2 separate regions of the Homo sapiens genome follow, and region 2 is linked to region 1. Evidence: chromatin loops called from intact Hi-C (ENCODE). Cell type or tissue: heart left ventricle. All regions are shown on one strand. Each heading gives the region's core, and the rest is flanking DNA. Links, peaks and the distances in the headings are about the cores only. Region 1 overlaps FRYL (FRY like transcription coactivator). Region 2 overlaps FRYL (FRY like transcription coactivator).

Evidence for each region. A loop is a pair of places that touch in the nucleus more often than their neighbours do. Peaks named below come from ENCODE experiments on the same cell type or tissue, not always from the same donor. Only the 100,000 strongest peaks of a DNase experiment are listed, where the experiment ranks them.
Region 2: it touches region 1 in a loop (3-fold over the local background); 24 of 110 quality-filtered maps call a loop at or near these places.

What each region holds. Positions count from the first base shown.
Region 1 is chr4:48,590,876-48,593,794 of GRCh38, reverse strand. All of the region lies in intron 16 of FRYL (FRY like transcription coactivator), which reads left to right. Among named protein-coding and RNA genes, the nearest start is that of ZAR1, 100 kb to the right of the region's middle. In heart left ventricle, for the core only: no CTCF peak of the experiment used is centred there; no DNase peak of the experiment used is centred there; H3K27ac peaks cover 8 bases.
Region 2 is chr4:48,666,270-48,669,188 of GRCh38, reverse strand. All of the region lies in intron 3 of FRYL (FRY like transcription coactivator), which reads left to right. Among named protein-coding and RNA genes, the nearest start is that of FRYL, 110 kb to the left of the region's middle. In heart left ventricle, for the core only: no CTCF peak of the experiment used is centred there; no DNase peak of the experiment used is centred there; H3K27ac peaks cover 1,546 bases.

The DNA.
Region 1 (2,919 bases), core at 204-2,703:
CCTTTCTAATAGCTGGCCGAATGGTTTAATAATAGTGTTTGTTTGTTTGTTTGTTTGAGACAGAGTTTTGCTCTTGTTGCCCAGGCTGGAGTGAAATAATGGTGTTTAAGCGTGGTAGAAAATAATAAATAGGCCGGGCACGGTGGCTCATGCCTGTAATCCCAGCACTTTGGGAGGCTGAGGCGGGCAGATCACCTGAGGCTGGCAGATCACCTGAGGCTGGCAGTTTGAGACCAGCCTGACCCCAACATGGAGAAACCCCATCTCTCCTAAAAATACAAAATTAGCCGGGAGTGGTGGCACATGCCTGTAATCCCAGCTACTAGGGAGGCTGAGGCAGGAGAATCGCTTGAACCTGGGAGGCAGAGGTTGCGGTGAGTCGAGATCAAGCCATTGCACTCCAGCCTGGGCAATAAGAGCGAAACTCTGTCTCAAAAAATGAATAAAGAAAGGAAAATTTTATCAGGTTAGTCAGCTCAGCTGGCTCCTGGAAGTTATAATGAGCCCAGGTTTTTTTTTTTTTGGTTGTTTTTTTTTTTACTTCACATTGTTTATATTTAAGGTGTTCTTCAATAAATCTCATTCATTCAACATTTATTGAGCACCTGAAATGTGCCAGGCACTGTTCTAGGTGTTATAGAAAAAACAAAAATTTGTTTCCCCCATGCCAAAAAAAATCAACATTAAAAAAGTGAATGTTATATCCTGCTTCCATGGTCTCATTATTCACTAGTAAACTCTAATTCATTCTTTAGACATTAGATTTTCAGGATTTTTCAAAATATTTCATAAATTAATTCTTTGTTGGAATCTAATTACATTTGAGGATATAAAAAGGCAAAATAGGTGTTATCTGTTTATTTTCTTATTTATTTTAAATTACTATCTTGATCCTATACATAGTCAAATCCTAAGGTATGTGTTTATGTGGTTAACAAATGAGTTGGAAAGATAATGCAGCTTTTCATTTGTAATATTTTTAAGATAGTTTAATAATTATTTCCAGATTTTGGAAGTGGGCAAACATGATTGTTTGTATAGCTGACATACTTAACTTGTTGGGGGTACATGTATCCCAGTGGGTGTAGAAGGTAGTTCACTGGAATACAGGAAAAAAATAAAGCTCTTATTTATATATTTTTTGGTTTCTACCGACAAAAATGGTTTCCAGCAACAAAAATTATGAAACAAAAGATATTTTCTTGAACATCCATTTTAAGAAAATATTCACTCTATTGAATAAATTTATTTCTGAAAGTAAGTTTTTTTCTTCCTGAAGTTCTCATACTAGGTATGAGTAAAAAAAATCAGTTCTGCTGGGTTTTTTTCTGTGGGGGAGGTGGTTGTTATTTATTAGGTTTACTTTGTTAGGATTATCTTGGATCTGTATTTTCTTTTCTTGGATCTGTATTTTCTTTTCAAGGACTTTTGTAAGAGCTCATGTAGTTAAAGCTAGATAAAATTATCCATTAGCCCATTTAATCAAATACATGCAAATTGCAATACACTGAAAGAATGTATAAGTGAAGCTACATTGTGGAGCTTTTCTGCGTCTTTCAAGGTGTCGTCTTTGACTATGTGACATGTGACTATCTGATACTTAGACTAAGGGAGGGCACCAGTACTATGTCGTATATAAAGAAGAGTGAAGCTTAAACTTTTAATCTTACTTAGATAAAATATATATATATATATATATATATATATATATAAGAGCTTTATTTTCTTCCCGTATTCCATTGAACTACCTTGCATACCCACTGGGATGCGTGTACCCCACTTGAGAGACCACTGGTGTAGATCAGAGATAATGACAGCTTGGGCTTGGATTGTAGTGGTGCAGATAGAGGAGCATTCACTGAGAAAAAAACATTAAGAAGGAATCAAATCTGGGGGCAAGGTCATGCATTTGGTTTGAACATGTCTAACATGAGGCATCCAGGTAGAGGCATCCAAGTAAGAGATGTCAGATGGGTCTGAGGGTCTGAGTTCAGAGAGAGGCCAGGCTTAAAATTTGTGGGTGATCTGGTATGGGTGGTAAATGAAGCCATGTAAGTATATGCAGTTGTTTTGGGAGGTAATACATGATGATAGGAGAAGGCAGCCCAGGAGAACGTTGCCTTGAAGCAGTCTAACATTTAATACCCAGGTCAGGGAGGCCAAACCTGAAATGCAGATAAAGATGACACAGCCAGAAGTGGAACATAGATACCAAAGGAAGGGAGTGTTTCAGGAGGGAAAGGGTGCTTGACCTTGTCCATGTTGCTGGGAAATCAAGTAGCATACTATAAATAGGCCCACTGTTTTGAGCAATATGGTAACTGATGAGTGAGAATGGCTTCAGGGAAGTATTTGGGGAAAGTTTCTTCCATTAAGATAGCAGTATATTTAAGAGAAAGGGGATATATTCAGTTGAAAGGAAAATGTTGAAGATGCAAGAAAGAAAACGTGTATGTAATTGGTGCTGTAATGTTTCCAAACATGCAAGAACAGATGGGATTCCAACAACTAAGAAGACTGTCACTCCCTCACTATACCAAGAGCAAAAGGGAGGGAGAAGAGGTGCAGGTATAAGTAAATTAGTGTGATTTGTAATTGAGAGATTGAGGAAAGTTGGTGATTTTTTTTCTTCTGTGAAGTAGAAGACAAGTCATTTGCCTAGAAAGGGGAGGGGACGGGACCATAGAAGGATAGGAGAGTTGAGGAAGAGGATTGCTATAAGCCTTAGAGACAATAAGGAAGCTGGTCGACCTCAGAAGTGAGTGAGTGGCATTTGGGAATTTGATATTAAAGCAAATTCTAATGCCTGTGCTAGTTAAAAATGTTGGACAGAAAGGTTAGTGTTCCTTCTATCTTCCTTCCTTCCACCCCCCAACTCTGATGTTACTGATGAAATATTTCTAACATGCAAAAAAGGTA
Region 2 (2,919 bases), core at 276-2,775, 75 kb before region 1:
ATCTAAGGTAAAATAATTGAAACAAAGGAGATAAGAAAAATGTATTGATAAGTAAATGTATCGCTAAATAAATAGCAAGTAAAACATACTAAAATAATAAAGGTGTAAAAAGATGAATAAGACAATAAAATGTCTATCTCAAAATATTGAAAAAATAAAGATACGGTTTTAAAAAGAAGAGTAGAATAGGTTAAGAAGAATAAAGCTAAGTTGAAGTTTAAAATGTAACTAAAGGAATATTCTGTAAAGGTTAAACAAAAATCAAATGCTATAAAGGGAATTCAGGAAGCAATATTCAGTCCAAGGGTTAACCCCACCCAGATACAAGTTGTGGCCTTTGGGTTGAGGCAGCTATAGTTAATAAGCCTCCAATTCTGGTGACTTCCTGAAACTGGAATCTACAAGGGGAGTGGAAATCTCTTGTATGACTATCGTTGGGGTTAATAAGTTTTCCTCACCGCCTAGCCTCAGTTATTATTCTATTTAACATGAAAGTATTGTTTCTTTTTACCAGATAGTGGGTTGAGGACTGAGTTGGTCTGACTTTTGTGGGTACCCCAGAGCTTAGCCCAGTGGCAAGCACTTCTTAAGCAGTTAGTAAACCTTTGTTAAATAAATGTTAAGAGTCCTCTAGCTTTCATGTACCAGAGCAAGTTTTTACTTGTTAACAAGAAGTGCTGTCAGTTGCCATATTTAGCTCACTGACTTGTCCTTCAAAACCATCTAGCACATTGCTCAGTAGGCAATGGTTCCCTAGGCAAAACCAGTCTTAGTTTCTTTCTTTCTTTTTTTTTTTTTTTTTAATTTTTTGAGATGGAGTGTTGCTCTGTCACCTAGGCTGGAGTGCAGTGATGCGATCTCCAGCCTTAGTTTCAAAATGGAAAGAGAAAAACAAAAAAACCACCTCAAATTAAGCAAACGATGATCAATCTAGAACAGCAGTTAGTAAACCTTTTCTGTAAAGGGCCAGATAGTAAATATTTTAGGCTTTGCAGGCCACAGGTCTTTGTCGCAGGTACTTAGCTCTGGCTTTGTAGAGCCAAAGTGGTTCTAGATGATATGCGAGTGAATGTGTGTGGCTGCATTTTACTACAACTTTATTTAAAAAAACAGCTGTTGGGCCAGATTTGGCCTTGGGGGTCAGTTTTCCAACCCCTAAGCTAGACCACAGAAAAGAATATTGGTAACATCAGAGAGCTACATACAAGTAACTTACCTGGGAAATAGAGAATGGAGGCTTTGGCCGGACGCTGTGGCTCTCGCCTGTAATCACAGCACTTTGGGAAGCCAGGGTGGGTGGATCACCTGAGGCCAGGAGTTTGAGACCAGCATGGCCAACATGGTGAAATCCTGTCTCTACTAAAAATATAAAAATTAGCCAGCTGTAGTGGTGTGCACCTGTAATCCCAGGTACTGGGGAGGCTGAGGCAAGAGAATTGCTTGAACCTGGGAGGCGGAGGTTACAGTGAACTGAGATCGCACCACTGCACTCCAGTCTGGGAGACAGAGCAAGATCCTGTCTCCAAAAAAAAAGAATGGAAGCTTTGAAGAAAGGGTCCAATATTATACTTAGTTCTATTTTCTGTAACCCTTGGAATAGTGTTTTATCTGTAGCAGGTGTTCAGTAAATATTTATTAATTTGATTTGAGATCCTACTATATTGCTTATCTTCCTTGGTCTTCAGTTGTCTCATGGAATTTAAGAGATTATGATAAATGATTGCTAAAATCTCTCCAGTTCAAAAAAAAAAAAGCGAGGGGGTGGGGTTCTGTGATTCTGTGTGACTGTTTTTGGAAGGCCGGATGTTTTATTTTTTAGAGATAACAATTGTTGGCTTAACACATTTCCTGTATGTGCCCAGTATCCTGATTTGCAGTTCTGAAGTGGTTGCTTTTATTAGTTATTTTGTTGTATGGACCTGTCTTCAATGACCTGTCCTCAGTGGAATGGATTGTCCACTAGGGTATACCTACATGCCTTCCACTCATCTCTCCCACCCCATCCTGCTACATATGGGGGTAGAATACATACTTTGTTTTATTTTAATAATAAAATTTATTAATCTGAGTCATTTTGTTTTGTTTTAAAAAAAATTAGCTGTAAAGGTAACCTAGACCATCTCAGATGATTCTTTGCAGAAAGATGGCAATCAGGATGAGGATTAGTCTATCTAGCAAAGCAAACATGCCATCACTGACTTATTTAAACTGTTAAACAATCCAAAATAATTTTAGTTATTACAAAGTAAATCATAGTAATCTTACCTAAATTCTTCTTATACTTAGTTCTTTTACTTAGACTTTTGATGGGTTTTTGTGTTTCTAAAGAGTGAGTTAAGATTAAATGGGCCGTTTGATGATCTCTTACACTGTCCTCAAGAGGAAGTATAAGCTGATGCACATTTCTAGTCAACTTGATGAAGAAACTTTAAAAAAAAACTATGAAACGTTCATTGTAATCAATACAGAAAATTTCTCTTTATTATTTCTTAGGCTTCCAAAATTTCCTGTTAAGTAGCCCTTAAAGTTGGACGTGCTTAAGAATCACGTAGGGGATCTTATTAAACAATAGATTCTGGTTTTCTAGGTTTAGAGTGGGGGTTTAAGGAATATTAAGATTATGAAGTTAGCTTTTTCTAAATTGCTTTGAATACAGTGCATTTTGATTAAGGTTAACCATGCATAAACATTTATCTATGTTTTGGACTTGCCCATTGAATTTTACTGGATGATCTTTTCATCTTTTCCTTTTAACCCTATTGGTTCTCTAATTCTTATTTATTTATTTATTTATTTATTTATTTACTTTTTATTTATTTTTTGAGACTGAGTCTCACTGTGTCACCCAGGCTGGAGTGCAGTGGCGTGGTCTCGGCTCACTGCAACCTCCACCTCCCGGGTTCAAGCTATTCTCCTGCC